2 separate regions of the Homo sapiens genome follow, and region 1 is linked to region 2. Evidence: chromatin loops called from intact Hi-C (ENCODE). Cell type or tissue: B cell. All regions are shown on one strand. Links, peaks and the distances in the headings refer to the core of each region. The heading gives the core; the rest is flanking DNA.

The links. Hi-C counts contacts between places; a loop is a spot of excess contacts. Peaks named below come from ENCODE experiments on the same cell type or tissue, not always from the same donor. Only the 100,000 strongest peaks of a DNase experiment are listed, where the experiment ranks them.
Region 1: it touches region 2 in a loop (4-fold over the local background); 2 of 110 quality-filtered maps call a loop at or near these places.

Annotation. Positions count from the first base shown.
Region 1 is chr17:10,146,611-10,156,676 of GRCh38, reverse strand. The region is part of intron 1 of GAS7 (growth arrest specific 7); the gene reads left to right. Among named protein-coding and RNA genes, the nearest start is that of GAS7, 47 kb to the left of the region's middle. In B cell, for the core only: no CTCF peak of the experiment used is centred there; DNase peaks (open chromatin) are centred at 4,486, 5,506 and 6,406; H3K27ac peaks cover 3,038 bases.
Region 2 is chr17:10,036,007-10,046,072 of GRCh38, reverse strand. All of the region lies in intron 1 of GAS7 (growth arrest specific 7), which reads left to right. Among named protein-coding and RNA genes, the nearest start is that of RCVRN, 140 kb to the right of the region's middle. In B cell, for the core only: no CTCF peak of the experiment used is centred there; DNase peaks (open chromatin) are centred at 3,620 and 5,332.

The sequences.
Region 1 (10,066 bases), core at 2,303-7,302, 110 kb before region 2:
CTCATGAACCTTCATCTCCTACCTATGACTTTCAGTGGCCAAATTGTCTTTCACTGTAGCCAGAGGGTGCGAGGGTCCCTGGAGTCCCTGTGGGTCAGCCTTCTGGTGCAGGAGCTGCAGGAGAAGGGCCAAAGCTAGCTCCCGACAGGCAAGTGGAGAGTCACCAGCCCAGAGATGTTTCTAGAGCTTTGTCCCATGTTAAAACACAAAATTATTTGCTCTGGGAGAATATATTTAAAACTTCTCTTGACGAGTTTGGAAGAGAGCTTTGGCCTAGGAACTGATCTGAAATTAAATGCAGACATATGGGGTGGGGGATCTTGTTCATAAAGATCCTCCTCCTGCCTGGCTTGAGTCAAGAAACAGGCGAAGGGCACCCATGGCTGTGGCATGGAGGGCTAGGACAACAGAGACACTTTGCAGGAACATGGGTTTAGGAGGTGGAATGCCAGAATGGGCTCCCCAGGGTAGAGGTTTGGAGAAATCTGCTTACGAAGGAAATATTATCAAGGACCAAAAAAGTGATGGAAAGAGAGGGACATTGTGGCGGAGCTAAGGATGGGTGGAGCAAGAAGAAAAAGTCAGAGTTGGGAAAGAAGCTAGGTCGGAGTTAGAGAATCTCGTCTCTAGGCTGGGGCAATGGAACAAGTAAGGAAGTCAGTTGCATGGTTGGAAGAGAATGTATTCCCTTCGAACCTGACTCTTGGTGAGGGTTGCTCATCCATGCCTGTGTGGCATAGTGGTTCAGAGAGTGCGGGGTGTCAATGCCAGCTGTACTACTTACTAGCTGTGAGTCCCTGGGCAGATTACATAACCTTTCTGTATCTCAGATTTCTCATCTGGAAATAGGACCATTATAATACATGTCTCTTAGGGTTATTTTAAGGATCAAATGAGTAAATACAGGTAAAACTTTAAACCACTGCTGTATATTTAACCCTTAGGGTCTCCGACACTGTCATGAAGGCTGCCTCTGAACAGGAGAGGACTGAGTGGACCAGTTTTGGGATGGGAGTGGGAGGACCAGAAGAATGGTACCGCCAGGGAAGAGAAAATGGGAGGGAGGCCATGGTCTAAATTGATCCCTGACATAGCGGTGGGAAATGAGCCAAGGAAACTGGCTTGAACTAGCTTCTATTTGGAGGCTGGCCATTTGCTGCAGAGACAGTTATTTGAAGCTCACGAGTCATTCACACATTATTACAAATACTTTTATGAGGACCTTTGGTTTCTGAATAGGGCAGAGCTGGGGGTGAGCCTGAAAACATGGCTATCAGAAGGAAGAGTCTTGGGAGAAGGGAAGTGGAGGGAGAGGAATTGTTTTTACTTTAATATTTCTTGTCTTAAAAAGAGTTATTGGTGGCCGGGCACGGTGGCTCACACCTGTAATCCCAGCACTTTGGGAGGCCGAGATGGGTGGATCACCTGAGGTCAGGAGTTCGAGACCAGCCTGGCCAACATGGTGAAACCCCATCTCTACTTAAAATACAAAAAATTAGCTGGGTGTGTTGGTACGCACCTGTAATCCCAGGTACTCGGGAGGCTGAGACAGGAGAATCGCTTGAACCCGGGAGGCGGAGGTCGCAGTGAGCCGAGATCGTGCCACTGCACTCCAGACTGGGGGACAAGAGTGAGACTTTGTCTCAAAAAAAAAAAAAGAGTTATTGGTTTAGTAGGATTTAGGGATGGAGGTTCCCATGCAGACTGTGGACATGGGTTTTGTGTGTGTGTGTGTGTGTGTGTGTGTGTGTGTGTGTGTGTGTAGCCTGGGGTTGGGGATTGGGGTAATGGTAGCTCCACCTTTATGAAGCGTTTCTCCAGGACACACTTTTCCTGAACACAGTGCAGTGAGCACCACTTTTCACCTATAGTGAAGGTGTTTTCTAGCTGGCTGGGGAGCATCACCCATAGACAGCATGATACAGTTGTTAAGAGCACAGGGAAACCAGTGGGTTTGGACTGAGTTTTGAATCTCTGCTCAGTCACTCTGTTTTTCTTTCTTTCTTTTTGAAAAATAGAGATGGGCGGTTGGGCGGCAGTCTCACTATACTGCCCTGGCTGGTCTCAAACTCCTGGCCTCAAGTGATCCTCTGGCCTCAGCCTCCCAAAGTGATGGGATTACAAGCGTCAGCCACTATGCCTGGCCTGTGAATTTTTTTTTTTTGTTTTTCTTGAGACAAGGCCTCACCCTGTCATCTAAGCTGGAGTGCAGTGGCATGATCACTGCTAACTGCAGTCTCGACCTCCTGGGTTCAAGCAATCCTCCCACCTTGGCCTCCTGAGTAGCTGAGACCACAGATGTTTGCTACCATGCCTGGCTAAATTTTTAATTTTATTTCTTGTAGAGACAAGGTCTCTCTATGTTGCCCAGGCTGGTCTTAAACTCCTGAGCTCAAGTGATCCTCCTGCCTCGGCCTCCCAAACTGTCTGGATTACAGGCATGAGCCATCAGACCCAGTTTGGCCTGTGTGAATTTTTAATATGTATATTTTAATATATATTTTAATCAAAGACTACAGTTAACCAGCATTTATATTCTATTTGCCAAAAAGGCAAGAGTCTCAGCATATTTTTACTTTCCTTTCTATCTTTTCTCTACCATGTCCCATGATGAAATTATTTGGAATTATAGATCCAGATTACATTATTATTGTGTTTATTACCTCAAACTCCTGGGCTCAAGCAGTCCTCCTGCCTCAACCTTCCAAGTAGCTGGGACTACAGGTGCATACCACCACACCCAGCTAAATTACATTTTAAAACTTGTTGTTTTTATAGAGATGAATCTTTTTATGTTGCCCAGGCCGGTCTTGAACTCCAGGCCTCAAGTGATCCTCCCATCTTGGCCTCCCAAAATGCTGGGATTACAGGCATGAGCCACCTCACCTGGCCTGCTTGGTCACTCTGACCTGCAGGAAGTTGCTCAAACCTTTTGGTACATCAATTTCCTCATCTGTAAAATGGGCATGATAGTGGGACTTATTTCATAAAATAGGAAAAGTAAATGAATGATTTAATACATGTAAATAATTTAAAAGAACAATACTAATTTAAAAAACATTATTATTTTATTCTTCTACTCATTTCTTACGGATTCCTTCTGTTCCAGCCAGTCAGGCTTCAGGTTTCTCATTGATTTCTTTTTTTTTTTTTTTTTGTGAGTCAAAGAGTCTCACTCTGTCACCCAGGCTGGAGTGCAGTGGCATGATCTCAGCTCACTGCAACCTGTGCCCCCTGGGTACAAGCAATTCTCCTGCCTCAGCCTCCCAAGTAGCTGGGTTACAGGCACCCGCCACCACACCCGGCTAATTTTTGTATTTTTAGTAGAGATGGGGTTTCACCATATTGGCCAGGCTGGTCTCTTGGCCAGGCTGGTCTTGAATTCCTGACCTCGTGATCTGCCTACCTCGGGCTCCCAAAGTGCTGGGATTACAGGCGTGAGCCACCACGCCCAGTGTTTTTTTTTTGAGACGGAGGCTTGCCGTGTCACCTGGGCTGGAGTGTAATGGCGTGATCTTGGCTCAGTGTAACCTCCTCCTCCTGGGTTCAAGCAATTCTCCTGCCTAAGCTACCCTGAGTAGCTGGGATTACAGGTGCCCGCCACTATGCCCAGCTAATTTTTTTTTTTTTTTTTTTTTGTATTTTTAGTGGGGATGGGGTTTTACCATGTTGGTCAGGCTGGTCTCAAATTCCTGACCTCAGATAATCCACCCGCCTCCCAAAGTGCTGGGTATTACAGGTGTGAGCCACTGTGCCCAGCCAGGTTTCTCATTGATTTCTGAAGAAGTGTAAGAAATGGCCACGCACCTACCCTTGCTTGGCCTGTCTGGCCCTCCTCACCATCTCCCTGCATCCTGCAAAGTCCTCCTCTAGAAACTCTTGCTCATCTTCAGCTCTCAGGGCCTTGTCTTCCTTGGGAGGAGGCACCTAAGCGGCACCTGCACATGCCACCCTGAATTGACAGATTGGAGCATTTATGTTAATATAGAGAGGCCTTGAAGGCTGCGTCTCCTCCTCTGCCATCTTGCTCTCCACCGTCATGTTTAACATGGCCCCTTGCACACGGCAGCAGTGGACGAGGCACTGGACTGGGGGAATGTCTATCTGGAGTCACATCTTGGCTGTGTGACCTTGAATGAGTCACTCGGTCTAGGTGGGTCTCCTTTTGTCATGTGTGAAATTAAGCTAAGTACTGGGAACTCTAAGGGTTAAGAGCTAATGCACGCACAGTCAATTCTTCACTGGGAAGTGATGCTTTACAAAGTCAAGGTATTGTGATGAATCCTTCTGTGTTCCGCCTGCATGCCTTAGACGGTGCTGAGCACAGAATCGTTCCTCAATAAGATTCTCTTGGGGAGTCGATTGCTGACTAAAGTGGATTGGTACAGCTTCTGTTTTGATCTGCCTGTCATAATGTTCTATCTCCCATCTTTTCGGGGAACTTCCCTATTCTCACCCCGCCATGTGACTTTGGTGGGGCTTGTCAACCAAGATACGTTGCTAAGTTGGGAGGAAGTTACCAGTGGCTCTCTAGTTGGGGCAGAGTCCACCTACACGTGACAGCCAGTCAGAGGTGAGAGAAGATGTCCTGTAGACATTGTGTGAGTCCCTGGAACCAGGCATCACTGAACTCCAGTGATGCATGCTGATAAATCCTCCTTTGTGTTGGCTTAAACTTGTGGATTGGATTTCTGCCACTGGCAACTGAAAGTCCTGGCTCTCTTTTCCTTCCATTTTGGAATGCAGCAGTGATTCTCTCTCTTCTTCCATTAACAAAGGGAAACTGAAAGGGTGTCAGAAGTAAAAGTCAAAACTGGAAAACTTTATTTAGGTTGGGTTATGGTGGCTCGTGCTTGTAATCCTAGCACTTTGGGAGGCCGAGGCAGGAGGAGCGCTTGAAGCCAGGAGTTCAAGACTAGCTTGGGCAACATTAGGGAAACCCTTTCTCTGTAAAAAATAAAAAAAGTAGCTGGGCATGGTGGTGTACACCTGTAGCCCTAGCTATTCAGGAGGCTTAGGTGGGAGACTCACTTGAGCCAAGGATGTCAAGGTTGCAGTGAGCCATGATCATGCCATTGCACTCCAGCCTGGATGACAGAGTGAGGCCCTATCTGTAAATAAATAGATAGATGGTAGGTAGGTACGTAGATTGATGATAGACTCTTATAATCACATTAAATGCTGTCATTAAATGACGTAGAATAATATTTAATAACAAGATAAAATATCACCAAGAAAAATGAACATGTGACAGTTTTGTTAGAAAACAGTATTGTTAGAAAACAATACTTAAAAGAGGCTTCATCTGAGCTTCATCAGTGACAAGTATTTAAAAAAAAAACAAAAACAAAAACAAGCAAACGAAACCCTTTAACTTGGTATGTTGGCCTGTGCCTATAGTCCCAGCTACTAGCAGGGCTGAGGCAGGAGAACCACTTGAGCCCAGGAGTTTGAAATCAGCTTGGGCAACAGAGCAAGACCCCATCTCTAAAAAAAAATAACCAAACTTAAAAAAAGAAGAAGTCTGACATCTGGAAATATGCTTTTAAGTCAGGTCCAGGGAACCTCAGAACCAGCCTCAGTTCACAGGCTTCTACTTTTTTGTAGAGCACTTGCTGGGTGTCAAGCTTTGTTCTATTCTTTTTAATCCTAACAACAACTTCATGCGTTAGGTTCTACTATTGTCCCCATTTTACAGGTGGGGAAACTGAGGCACAGAAGTAAAGTGACTTGCTCACTTATGGTCACACCATGATGATGCCTGGATTGAATGAAATTTAACAGCCTTGGCCAGGTGCGGTGGCTCACGCCTGTAATCCCAGCAGCTTGGGAGGCCGAGGTGGGTGGAGCATTTTAGGTCAGGAGTTCGAGACCAGCCTGGCCAACATGGTGAAACCCTGTCTGTATTAAAAATATAAAATTAGCTGGGCGGTAGTGATGCATGCCTGTAATCCCAGCTACTCGGGAGGCTGAGGCAGGAGAATTGCTTGAGCCTGTGAGGCAGAGGTTGCAGTGAGCCGAGATCGTGCCACTGCACTCCAGTCTGGGCAAGAGAGTGAGACCCTGTCTAAAAAAAAAAAAAAAAGAAATGTAACAGCCTCATTACTGAGTCCAGATGACTCCAATTTGCTGCCTCTCATAGGTGTTCATTCAACAACTTCTATAGGCAAGGAGAAAAGTTACATTTCAAAAGCCCACTACCTTCACTGTATCCATTTACACTTTGTGTGTGTGTGTGTGTGTGTGTGTGTGTGTGTGTGTACTTAACCAGTTGAGAGAAAGAAAGAAAGAGAAGAAAAGGAGAGGAAGAAAAGGAAAGAGTCAAAGGGGAATGGGCGGAAGGGAGAAAGGAAAACGGAAAGTTGAAGTGTGCAAGAGAGTGCCTGGGGTTTGAGGTTGGAGGTCAGATGAAATCAACGTAAATGTCACAACCACACTTCCTCTTGGGAGTTGGTGAATGAGTCATCACCTGGTATGCTGCCCTTTTAATTCCTGATTAGTTGGTTAACCACTATTTCTAGGTCTTTAAAAAATAGTTAATATTTTTTTCTTTATTGAGATGTTATTCACATAACGTAAAACTCAGCTCTCTACAGTATACAGTTCAGTGGTTTATAGTATATTCACTGTGTAGTATTCTAATATATTCACTAACTGCAGAACACTTCCATCACCTCAGAAAGAAACCCCTTCCCTGTTAGCTGTCACTCCCCATTCACCCCATCTCCTTACCCCTAACAACCAACAACTACTAATCGATTTCTGTCTCTGTGGATTTGCCTATTCTAGGCATTTCATAGAAACAGAATAATGTTACATGATATCTGGCCTTTTGTGTCTGGCTTATTTCACTTAGTGTAATGTTTTCGAGGTTTATCTGTATTGTAACATGCATCAGCACTTCATTCCTTTTCATGGCTGAATAATATTCCATTATCCCGATATGCCACGTTTTACCTGTCCATCAGTGGATGGACATGTGAATTGGTTATACTTTCTAGCTATTGTGAATAATGCTGTGACAAACATTGGTGTACAAGTTTTTTTGTGGGACATGTTTTCAGTTCTCTTGGGTCTCTAGCTAGGAGTGGAATTACTAGATTGTATGAGGACTCTGTGCTTAATAAAGAACTGCCAAACTGTTTCTACCTCTTTTCCACCTCTAATCCTCAAATGGAATTGATGGAAAGTCACAAAAATATAAGTTGGTTTTTGTGTTCTTCGGCTGCAGTATCCTAAAATTCTATAAGGTGAGATATGTTATTTCAAAATGGGGCCGGGCGCGGTGGCTCACGTCTGTAATCCCAGCACTTTGGGAGGCCAAGGCGGGTGGATCAACTGAGGTCAGGAGTTTGGGACCAGCCTGGCTAATGTGGCAAAACCCTGTCTCTACTAAAAATACAAAAATTAGTTGGGCATGGTGGCGGGCACCTGTAATCCCAGCTACTCTGTAGGCTCAGGCAGCAGAATCGCTTAAACCCAGGAGATGAAGGTTGAAGTGAGCCAAGATCGCACCACTGCACTCCAGTCTGGGTGATAGAGCAAGACTCTGTTTCAAAATAAATGAATAAATAAAACAAAATAAATACATAAAAATGAACAAAAATGGATCCTCTTCTATTTAGGCTGACATGCCTTGCAGCAACCTTCTGGAGCAGGAAGATGGTTTATTGGATCATATGGGCCAGGGTTCTCCATCATTTATTCATCATCCAGTTGACCTGATACCGTTCTGTTCAAGAGAGGATTCTTTTTTTTTTTTTTTTTGAGGCGGAGTCTTTCTCTGTCGCCCAGGTTGGAGTGCAGTGACACCATCTCTGCTCACTGCAAGCTCCGCCTCCCAGGTTCATGCCATTCTCCTGCCTCAGCCTCCGGAGTAGCTGGGACTGCAGGCACCCGCCACCATGCCCAGCTAATTCTTGTATTTTTAGTAGAGATGGGGTTTCACCGTGTTAGCCAGGATGGTCTCGATCTCCTGACCTCGTGATCCGCCCACCTCAGCCTCCCAGAGTGCTGGGATTACAGGCGTGAGCCACCGCGCCTGGCCTTTTTTTTTTTTTTTCTTGAGTGTTTCTCTGTTGCCCAGGCTGGAGTGCAGTGGTGCAATCTTGGCTCACTGCAACCTCCGCCTCCCGGGTTCGAGTAATTCTCCTGTCTCAGCCTCCAGAGTAGCTGGGACTACAGGCATGCACCACCACGCCTGGCTAATTTTTTTTTTTTTTGTAATTTTAGTAGAGACGGGGTTTCACCATATTGGCCATGCTGGTCTTGATCTCCTGACCTTGTGATCCACCCACCATGACCTCCCAAAGTGCTGGGATTGCAGGTGTGAGCCGCTGCGTCTGGCTCTTAACTGAGAGAGGATTCTTAACCAGCAGCAAACAGTTATCCAAGGGATGCAGGTGAAGAAAGGTCTAGGTTAACCGAAACCAACGAGGCAGCTTTTCACCCCACAAAAATAACCTCCAACACCAGAACACAACCAAGAAACATAAAAGTGCAAAAAAACTGTGTTCTTTTTTTGACTCCCTCTTTCTCAAGCTCCTAAATCAAAAATGCCTGTGCTAGCCAATAATTGATGTTCACGTGTGCTTTATGATTTTTCAGGTGCTCTCACATGAGATACATGATCGGCTCTCACAGCAGCTCCTTGAGCTCCAACAAGCAGTTACTATTTCCATCATCTTGATTTTTCAGCTGGGGACATGGGAGGTTCAGAATTTGTGATTTGCGGCCAGGTTAGGAAGTGGCAGTTGGTAAAAGACAGACTTGGCATTCAGACCTTTTGACTTGGAGTTCTGTACTCTTTTTATTATGAGCTCTTGGCAGTGTTCACACCGTTTTAAAAAATCTAGATAAAGGTACTCTGATTTTTTCCCCCAAGATTCACATTAATAGAGTTTGAGCTTGGCTTTGGGAAGCTTCGATAAACATCATATTTGGATCTTTGGCATGAGAGAGAAATGCCGTGTTGTACCCTTGATCCCAACACGTGTGTACAAGCCCACTTGCCCAGTATATTTTTACAAGTGTATTTTCTGTGTTCATGCATGTGAGGTTTCTTAGCCCCCTTGGCTGATCTAAAAGCCTTACTTTTGAGCTGTAAGAGGCAATATTAGGATGTTCCTGTTATTTTGAGTAGCTAGTAAATTCCAGACTGGTGGAGAGGCTCAGCTGTGGGCTCAAAAACCGTTTACAGAAACTTTGAGGATGTTTCCTTTTGTCTGCGTATTTTAGAAATCAGCTTAATTGAGGTTGTCTGAGCATTTTTGTAAATTTCAGAGAGGCAGTTGTGTATTATACTTCGCTGTGATTAAACACGCAGACACATACACGCCACCCTCTGCCCCCACCCAAGCCCCACTGCTGGCTTTGCCTGGAAGTATGAAAACACCTATTTGTTTATTCAAAAGCCATAAACCAGGCACACAGTGGAATATGTGCAAGTATGTTGAACAAAGTACTTTTCAGTGCTTAAAAGCTAATTGAGTAGGTATGGATCAGTAGTTTGTAATTAACATATTAAAAAAAATGGCAAACCATGTGACTAAGCATTTGAAGAGGGCTTTTGGCTTCTTTCTTGCTTACTGTAATTCTTGACTTAATAGGTAAATCTCAATTTCGAATGCCCACAGGAGTACAGATTCAGAGACAGTAGGTCCTAAATGAAGGAATTTTTATTGTCTAACTACAGGAAGACAGAGATCGTTTTTTTTATGAGACGGAGTCTCGCTCTGGCGCGATCTCAGCTCACTACAAACTCCGCCTCCCGGGTTTATGCCATTCTGCCTCAGCCTCCCGAGTAGCTGGGACTACAGGCACCCGCCACCACGCCCGGCTAATTTTTTGTATTTTTAGTAGAGATGGGGTTTCACCGTGTTAGCCAGGATGGTCTCGATCTCTTGACCTCGTGATCCGCCCGCCTCGGCCTCCCAAAGTGCTGGGATTACAGGTGTGAGCCACCGCGCCCGGCCAGAGATCTTTACGCTGTTAACCCTTGAGCATGGTTTAGCCTGTTTCATACTGAGGTGGTCAGTTTTGAAAGCGTCCAAGCTGAGAGAGCATC
Region 2 (10,066 bases), core at 2,310-7,309:
TTCTCAAAGTGTGCTGAGTTTCCAACTAAGGATCCGTGAGATAATTTTAGATCATGTGGAGATGACAGTTTTAAAGTTATATTTATTTTAGTGTGTAGTAGAAAGAAACCAAATCAAATCTGTGATTTCATAGATATTATTGCTTAGGGCCAGACTACATTTCAGTGGGATATAAGTCAGTTCGAAAAAAATATTGAGTAAATAATAGTGCGGCTGGTACACAGTGATGGATGGAACAAGGTGTCACAGTGGGATATGAATGACTGCAGGAAGGGGAAACCAAGCTGTGGGATCTCTTAGAATCAGGGCTGTTTGGAGGCCTTTTCAACTGGGTGCCGTTTCTGATATGTCCACTTGATACTTGGGAATTTTTTTTGAGATAGCGTCTCACTCTGTCGCCTAGGCTGGAGTGCAATGGCGCGATCTCAGCTCACTGCAATCTCTGTCTCCTGGGTTCAAGCAATTCTCCTGTCTCAGCCTGCTGAGTAGCTGGGATTACAGGCGACCACCACCACACTCAGCTAATTTTTATATTTTTAGTAGAGACGGGGTTTCACCATGTTGGCCAGGCTGGCCTTGAACTCCTGACTTCAGGTGATCCACCTGCCTCGGCCTCCCAAAATGCTGGGATTACAGGCGTGAGCCACCACACCCGGCCAATACTAGGAATCTTTTATGGGGTGGGACACATAGAAATTTTATAAGGGTCCTAGGACTCTACCATGATATGTACAAGAAACTGGCTGCAGTCACCTCACGGGAGCCCTCTGCCCAGCACAGCCCTTGGTCTGGAGCCAGCCACAGTCTATGGCCTGTCCTCTTTCTTGTTCTCTTCTTTAATGGCATCTTATCTAAAGATCTTGCTTCCCTTTGCATCCTATGCTCATAGGTCCTTGTGTGCCTGTGATCCAAGTCTACACCCATCACTCTTCCATATTTCTCTTTCCAAGATAAATGAGACACACCCTTTCTGTATTCAGCGAGCATTTTCTTTGGCATCTCACTTGGACACTTTTTTTTTTTTTTTTTTTTGAGATGGAGTCTCGCTCTGTCGCCCGGGCTGGAGTGCAGTGGCACGATCTCTGCTCACTGCCAAGATGAAGTGATTCTCCTGCCTCAGCCTCCCTAGTAGCTGGGATTACAGGTGCCCACCACCATGCCCAGCTAATTTTTTGTATTTTCAGTAGAGATGGAGTTTCACCATGTTAGCCAGGATGGTCTCCATCTCCTGACCTCATGATCCGCCCGCCTCGGCCTCCCAAAGTGCTGGGATTACAGGCGTGAGCCACCGCGCCTGGCCGGACACTCTTAACTACAGTTGACCCTCAGACAATGGATTTGAACTGCACAGATCTACTTATATGTGGATTCTTTTCAATTAATATATTGGAAAATATTTTTGGAGATTTGTGATAATTTGAAAAAAATTGAAGACAGACTACCTAGTCTAGAAATACCAAAAAAATTTAGAAAATGTTAGACATGCCGTGAATACATAAAATATATTCGATACTAGTTTATCATTTACTACCACAAAATACATACAAATCTACAGAAAGTTAAAATTTTTAAAATTTTACCCACACAAACACTCAGACTGTGTATGGCACCATTCATATTTAAGCAAAATGTAAACAAAGGCAAAGATGTAGTATTAATCATAACTGCATAAAACTAGCCATAGTATATACTGTAGTAACTTCATGGCCACCCCTAGTTGTTATTGCAGTGAGCTCAGGTGTTGAGAGCATCGGCTTGTCATGTGATGCTGATCAGCCCTGGATGAACAGTTCATCACTCCAGTAAATTGGGTATCGCAGTAAAATGTAAGCCCTCACTGTTCTATGTATTTTTCATCATGTTTAGTGCAATGCCATAAGCCTCGAATAACACCATGGGACCCATAGAGTGTGCCACTAGTGATGCTGAAAGCATTCCCCAGAAGCAGAGAAAAGTCCTGACATTACAAGAAAAAGTTCAATTGCTTGTCAGGTACCGTAGACTGACGTCTGCAGCTGCTGCTGCCACCATTTCAAAGGTTTCATCTTTTAAACAGATGATGTAAACTTATGGCATCAGTAAATACAGTACAGTACTGTAGGTGTATTTTCTCTTTCTTATGATTTTATTTATTTATTTAGAGACAGGGTCTCACTCTGTTGCCCAGGCTGGAGTGCAGTGGAGCAATCTTGGCTCACTACAGCCTCAACTTCCAGGGTTCAAGAATACTCTTGCCTCAGTCTGCCTAGTAGCTGGGTCTACAGGCATGCACCATGCCAGGTTAATTTATTTTTATTTTTTATCTTCACTTATTTTTGTAGAGATGGGCTCTCACTCACCAGACTGCCCAGGCTGGTCTCGAACTCCTGGGCTCAAGCCATCCTCCCACTTCAGCCTCCCAAGGTGTTGGGATTATAGGTGTGAGCTACTGTGCCCGGCCCCTTATGATTTTCTTAACATTTTATTTTTCTCTAGCTTACTTTAGGAATAAAGTCTGTAATATGGATAACATACAGAATACATGTTTATCAACTGTTTAGGTTATCGCTAAGGCTTCTAGTCAGCAGTAGGTTGTTAGTAGTTAACTTTTGAGGGAGTCAAAAGTTAGGTACAGATTTTCAACCACATGGGGAGATGGGGGTTAGCACCTCTAAACCCTCGTGTTGTTCAAGGGTCAGCTGTACTTATTTCTTCTTGTATCCCCCCTCTTCATTTGGTTTCTCTGCCTGATTCTCAGAACTCACATCGTTCATTCCCCATGTAGCCCCTGAGTGTTGAGCACTAGTCTGGTTAGAGGTGAAAAAGATGAAGACCTGGTTCTTGCCTTTGAAAGTCTTGGAGAGGGGCCCTGGGGGTGTTGCATGCACTAATGAAAGGCACAGGAGAGGGAGGGATTGGGCCTGAGGCATGCTGGGGGAGAATAATTCTTCTCCCACTGCTTAAGCAAGAGCATGCCCCAAGGTTCAGCTCAAGGTCCTTTCTTTCTCTGTGAACTCCTTGTCAGCCTGTAGGATCTCACCACCATCTCTGAGCAGATGCCTCCAGCTCCAGCTCCATGTGCCAAGGGCCAGACTCACCCCTACTCCCCACCGAACACTTTGAACTTGGATCCATGGTCAACAGACTCTACTGCATCCCCCTAAACTGGCTGTCACCATAGCCACATCTCTTCGAGTTACTGGTTCGAACTTCTGTCATTTCCTTCCGAATCAACTTCGCTGTCTCTCATTTCCTTATGTCCCGTCCTTTATCAAACCTTATTCTGCTTCGTACATCATGTTCCTCGGGCTCCAGTCAAGCCCTTGTTTTTTATCCCTGCTGTGAGGCAAGTTCTTTATCTTTTGGGAAGCCTCCCTGTACCATCCCAGCCAAGAGTGACCTCGCCCTCCTCTGGATTCTGAAAGCTCTTATTGTCTGCCAGCTTATCACATAGCATTTGGCACTGTTGAAGACTCCTTTGATACTTATTCCTTTTTTTTGCCCATGTTTGCGACTTAGCTTCCGAATTTTAGGAGTCAGGTCCTACATACAATACCTGCCTGCATCCCACACAGGATTCAGGAAAGGGTAGTTAGTAACTATTAGTTGGTTGATTGATCATGCAGACAGGGGGCCACGTATGGAGGAAGGGGGCGTCCCTGAGACCCTGTACCCTAGAGACTGCTTGGGCTGATGAATAATTTTTCCGTTCATGACTGTGAAGCAGTTACAAAAGTGAGTCATCACCCTACCCAGATGTGTTTTCTTATTAATTATCTTTTTTTTTTTTTTTTTTTTTTTGACGGAGTCTCGCTCTGTCACCCAGGCCGGAGTGCGGTGGCACTATCTCAGCTCACTGCAACCTCTGCCTCCCAGGTTCAAGTGATTCTACTGCCTCAGCTTCCCAAGTAGCTGGGACTACAGGCACGTGCCACCACGCCCAGCTAATTTTCGTATTTTTAATAGAGACAGGATTTCACAATATTGGCCAGGCTGGTTTTGAACTCGTGACCTCATGATCTGCCCGTCTTGGCTTCCCAACGTGCTAGGATTACAGGCATGAGCCACCGTGCTCGGCCTATTAATTATCATTTTAAGACAACCCAATTCATCCTACAGAGGACAAGGGCCTACAGCAAATAAGGCCTATTTTGGTTGACAGTTTTCAACTTGACTGAAACGAAAAAAATAATAAGAGGGTTGGTCTTATCTGATGCCGTTGAACTCAGGAAAACTCAGGTTGGTGGAAATATCATCAGTCTTTTTGCTTTGGGATCACGGATTCTCTGCTGTCTGCCGTTCGTGTGTGTGGCTTCATATGTAGCAACCTATCTATTTGCAGAGGCCACAAGGAGAGACCAGTAGCGTGTTTTTCACGGCCAACGCTAATCACTAAGGATGGTTAATAAAGGAAAACCAAAGTGACTTCTGGATTGAGATGCTAGGATGAACCCAAACAGTAAACCCTTAGAATGTATTCGTGAGTCTTCCATACTCTGAGAGATTAACTTTGGGGAATCCTAAAGAATTAAATGTCTGCAGGACTAGTGTGTTCTGCTGAGGTCAGGCCACAGCAGATCAGCCTCCTGGTTTGTAATGGCCCGGAAAGGTCCCTTGCCCTTGGCTGGGGGCCCTACTGGGATTTGCAATGACAGTGATTTCTGTGTGTTGCCTGGAGTGATGCATTGTTGTCTGTGATTGTATCTGTTCGTCTGTGTGATGCAATGTCAAAGTGGTGTCGGAGACGGCTGTTAATGTTTAACAGCATCAAAACTGTCCCCTCTTTGCTGTTACAAAACTGAGGAGTCACAGGCTATGAAAGCTTTCATGGCCATTTTAATTTCACAAACCTGTAAGGACTGAAGGTGAAGGTCTTGGCCATCTAGGTTCAAATGAAGTTTTGCTTTTACCTTCTTCTTTTTTTTTTTTTTTTTTAGGCAGTCTTGCTCTGTCACTCAGGCCGGAGTGCAGCTGCACGATCTTGGCTCACTGCAACCTCTGCCTCCTGAGTTCAAGCAATTCTCCTGTCTCAGCCTCCCTGGTAGCTGGGATTACAGGCGCACACCACCACGCCTGGCTAATTTTTGTATTTTTAGTAGAGGTGGGGTTTTGCCATGTTGGCCATGCTAGTCTCAAACTCCTGACCTCAGGTCATCCACCTGCCTCGGCCTCCCAAAGTGTTGGGATTACAGGTGTGAGCCACCGTGCCCGGCCCGCTTTTACCTTCTTATGGGTGAGAGCCCATCTCCAAGAACAGAAAAGTATCTTGGTCCTGTCTATTTCTGTAGCATGTCTGACCTCAAAAGCGAGTGTGTGGATTCGTCACCCGGCCTCTCCTCCCACACTGCAGAGAGAAGATGCAAATAACTCAGCTGCCGGTGGGGGACTCCCCACCGCTGGATGTGATGCTCTTGCCTCCTCTTCATGGCTGGTTTGGGACCATTTTGCAAGTGTAGGCTTGAGCATTGCCTTTCTCTTGTTTTTATGATGGGTGAGAGGGGGGAGAGAGAAAGAAGGTGGGGGGGATTCTATAGCCGGTTTCCTCCCTCTAGTTTCTCCCTCACATTTGACCTTTTTATACCCTGGTATCATGATGATTTCTACAAAGCACAGCCCTGATTGTGACTTCTCCCTGGCTCAGAATCCACTGATGGTTTCTTCTCCTTTATAGAATCGAAATTTCTTAGTTCTTGGTGTCCTCATGGCCTCCCATGATCTGATGCCATCCTTCACTACTATATTTCTCACCTCCCATGCCTCTTAAACTCTAATGAATGGATCCACCTGCTTTTCCCCCACAGCCTCTACCCACACGGTTTCTCTCTCACCTTGGCTCAGGCTGGCCCCATGGCCTAGAATATTGCCCCTGTGGCTTGTTCTTCTGACCCATCCTGCCCAATCTCTCGCAGGAGCCTCTGTTTTCCTCTGTTAAATGAGGGCGATCATAGAATTTTCCTTTTTGGTTTGTTAGAGGGATTAAGTGACATGAAACATGTGAAGCATAGAACAGCGCCTGGTCCAAAGTGAGTGCTCAGTACAAGATCCTCACAGCCACTCCTGCAGCAGATTGAAACCCAGCAATTAGAGAGGGAGGAAGAGTCCCCCCAGCAGCCACGTCAGTAACTTTAGGAAGGAAGAGATGGGCCCTGCTGTCAGGCATGTAAGAGAAAAGACCAGGAAGGTGGGATGCGGACACAGAAGGAATTGATATGTCCAAGGGAAAGGCACATTGTCACCCCCTCTGGGAGCCCCAGAGGGTGCCACACCCCTAAACGGAAAATCCCTCGATTGACATTAGGATGCTGGCTGTGTCACCTCGGTCTCCCCAAGATTGAACGCAAGACGAGCCATGGTGAGTGAGTCCTGCTATAGGTGGCCAGCCTCGTCGTCTTTATTTATTTATTTATTTTTGAGACAGGGTCTCACTCTGACGTCCAGGTTGGAGTGCAGTGGCATGATCTTGGCTCACTACAACCTCTGCCTCCCGGGTTCAAGTAATTCTCCTGCCTCAGCCTCCTGAGTAGCTGGGATTACAGGCGCCCGCCACCATGCCTAGCCAATTTTTTGTATTTTTAGTAGAGATGGGTTTTCGCCATGTTGGCCAGGCTGGTCTCGAACTCCTGACCTCAAATGATCCACCTACCTCAGCCTTCCAAAGTGTTGGGATTACAGACGTGAGCCACCGTCCCTGGTCCCACCCTCATCTTCTAGGTGGGCTTTCTCTTCACCATTGCCAAGAGGCTGGGGCAGCTTCCCTCTGGGTGTACATGGAGAGCCTGAGGTGGTGTATCTCATGAAGCGGCTTATGGGTCACAGGGTCTTTTGATCTAAACTATCTCTGTGGGTCTTGGGGGCTTTTTTTTTTTAATCATGGCAAAATATGCATGACATGAAATCCACCATCTCCATCAGTTTTAAATGTATAGTTCAGTGGCTTTGAGTATACCCACGTGTTTGTGCAGCCATCATCACCACCATTAATCTCCAGAATGCTTCCATCTTGCACCAGTGACACTCTGGACCCATTAAACACAAACTTCCCATCATTCCCTGCCCACAGCACCTGGTCACCTCCATTCTGCAACCTGTCGCTATTAATTTGACTTCTCTAGGTGCCTCATAGAAGTGAAGCAAATGGTATTTGTCCCTTTGTGTCTGGCTGTTGCACTGAGCATAATGTCCTTAAGGTCCATCCACATGGTTGCATATGTCAAAATTTCCTTCCAATTAGCCAGGCATGGTGGTGCGCACCTGTAGTCCCAGCTACTTGGGAGGCTGAAGCAGGAGAATCGCTTGAACCCAGGAGGCGGAGCTTGCAGTGAGCCGAGATTGCGCCACTGCACTCCAGCTTGGGTGACAGAGCAAGACTTCGTCTCAAAAAAAAAAAAAAAAAAAAAATTCCTTCCTTCTTAAGGCTGAGTAATATTCTATTGTGTTTATTTTACTACGACTTGCATTGTTTCCACCTTCTGGCTCTTGTGAATAATGTTGCCATGAACAGGCAGCAAGACCCTCCCTTCAGGACTCTGCTTTCAGTTCTTTTTGGTATATACCTATTAATGGAATTGCTGGACCATATGGCAATTCTTTGTTTAATTTTTTTGAAGAATTAACACACTATTTTCCACAGGGGCTGTACTATTTTACATTCCCACCAGAAGGGCACAAGGGTTCCAACAGTTCTCAATCCTTACTAGTACCTGTTCTTTTCTGTTTTGTTGATATTTGTTTATTTGTTTGTTTTGAGACAGAGCCTTGCTCCGTTGCCCAGGCTGGAGTGAGAGTGGTGTGATCCTAGCTCACTGCACCCTCCGCCTCCTGGATTCTCCTGCCTCAGCCTCCCAAGTAGCTGGGACTACAGGTATACACCACCACGACTGGCTAATTTTTGTATTTTTAGTAGAGACGGGGTATCACCACGTTGGCCGGGTTGGTCTTGAACTCCTGGCCTCAAGTGATCCACCCGTCTTGGCCTCCCACAGTGCTGGGATTACAGGCATGAGCCATTGTGCCTGGCCTTGTCTGGTTTTTTTTTTTTAAGAACCTGTCCTAATGGGTGTGAGCTAATATCTCACTGTAGTTTTGATTTGCATTTCCCTCATGATTAGTGATATTGAGCATCTTTAAATGTGCTTATTGGTCATTTTTATATCTTCTTTGGAGGAATATCTTTTGCTCATTTTTTTAAATTGGGCTGTTTGCTTTTTATTGTTCAGTCTGGACTCTTTTTGGACCCGGGGTAACTGCAGTGCCTACCTTTCAGCCACTGGTGATAGTAACAACAAAAATCCTAGCTTTCATTGAGCATTTACTTCGTCCACTAGGTGAAATGTTTACATGGATGCCCCACCCCCACCCCCTTTAATCTCTCACAGCAATCTTTTGAGAAAGATACTGTGATCATCTGCATTTTACACTTGGAGAAATTGAAGCTGGAGCCGTTGCCCAGGGTCTTGGAGCTAGTATGTAGTAAAACAACAGCTTAGCTCTGGTCTGACTCCATCCTTAGACGATTGTACTTATTTTCTTCCCCCGACCCAAGGAGCTGGCATTGAAACCTCTTCATAAATAAGTTTATCCATTTGCTTAATAGGGAACCACTCGGTCCTCAGGATCTTGGTTTCTCTAGAAAACCATATTTAATTCTATATAAAGAATCAGTTCCTAAAACCCCAAAGGTTTGCATCTGAAAGCAAACACAGAAATATGCGGCATTTTGAGTGCTAAATAGTCAGCTGCTCCAAAAACCTTTCTAAACGGAGTGATAGGATATATTCATGAAGGATCCAAGCCCTGCCCAAGCTCATTTAGTTGGTGGCTGCAGTATTGCTCTTGGGGTCCAATCCTTTCTCCACTTGTAACTAATGACTTTGTGATCCTCAGGCCCCTTTCAGTGGAGACCTCACATGAGCCTGTCTTTGTTCGTTATCTGTCCAGGTTTGATGGTGGCGAGGGCAGAGTGAAGGCAAGAGACCTTCATCTCGCCCCTCTGGAGGCACCAGCTTTCCACACAGTGGTTCTTTGGGGGAACATTCTCCGTTCTTTTTATGTTGGTTTTTATCTGGCCTTGGGTTCACACAGCTGGGGCCGGGGCCGGGGCCAGGACCAGAGCTGTGACTTAGGGTTGGGAGGAAGTTGGCCAAAACATTCTCCAGCAGGGCTTGGGCAGGCCCAGGAAGTCCCGCCTAAAACACAGTGGACAAAGCTGCCCTTGTCCACAGGCCTGGGGGTGGGAGGCATCTGCTCAGTGACACAAGCTTGGCCATTGTTTGTTGTGACCTCAGCCAACGTTTTTTAGCTGAGAAAGGGGAAAAAGAGGGAGAGTGGGAAAAAAAGAAAGGCCTCCAGAAACATTGCATCTGGAAAGTCCAGAACAAGTTGTTAATTTCCCAGCAAGCACTGGAGCGGATTTGGAAGGAACTATGCAATGTAGTGGGTTCTTTGTGAAAGAACAGCAATGAGCAAAGCCACAGGAACCTCCGCTGGGGTGCCCAGAACACTGGCCCTGGGCTAGCGACTTGCCTCAGCCCCATTTCCCGGAGAGGCTGCCATGAAGAGGAAGCCGGCGGAGTCTTGGTGCTGAGTCTGAGGGCTTCAGGCAGGACCCAAGACTCTCCTCTGAGGTAGCAGCCCCCAGAGAAGGTTAGCTGTTCTCTGATGGTAAGAATTGATTTTTCTTGCCTGCAGATGTATGCTCCAGTTTGCTTTTCTCTGCATGTTTCTAAAATGACTGTGCCATGGTAAAGAGGCAGCTCTGAAAACTGAGATTTGGGGTCTAACTGCTGAGCTGTGGTGGTCTGGGGACCCTGTGTGCTAGGGGGCACCTTTCACAGATCCAAGGCATGAGCAGGGAGGAAAAAAAAAAAAGACGTGGGTCATTGTGTGAGAGATCAGGAAAAGCGGATGGGAGGAGGAGAAAGATTTATGAAGGATGTCTTGGAGAGAAAGGAAGTCTTGGCTCCCCTAGTTACCTGGGGAGCAGTTTCGTAGTTGGAGCTGTGTGATGGAGAAGCAGAGTGGTGATGTGATTTTAATGGAGTCCAAACCTTGCTTCCTCCATGTAACTTTTTCCAAGTAAGAAACTTGG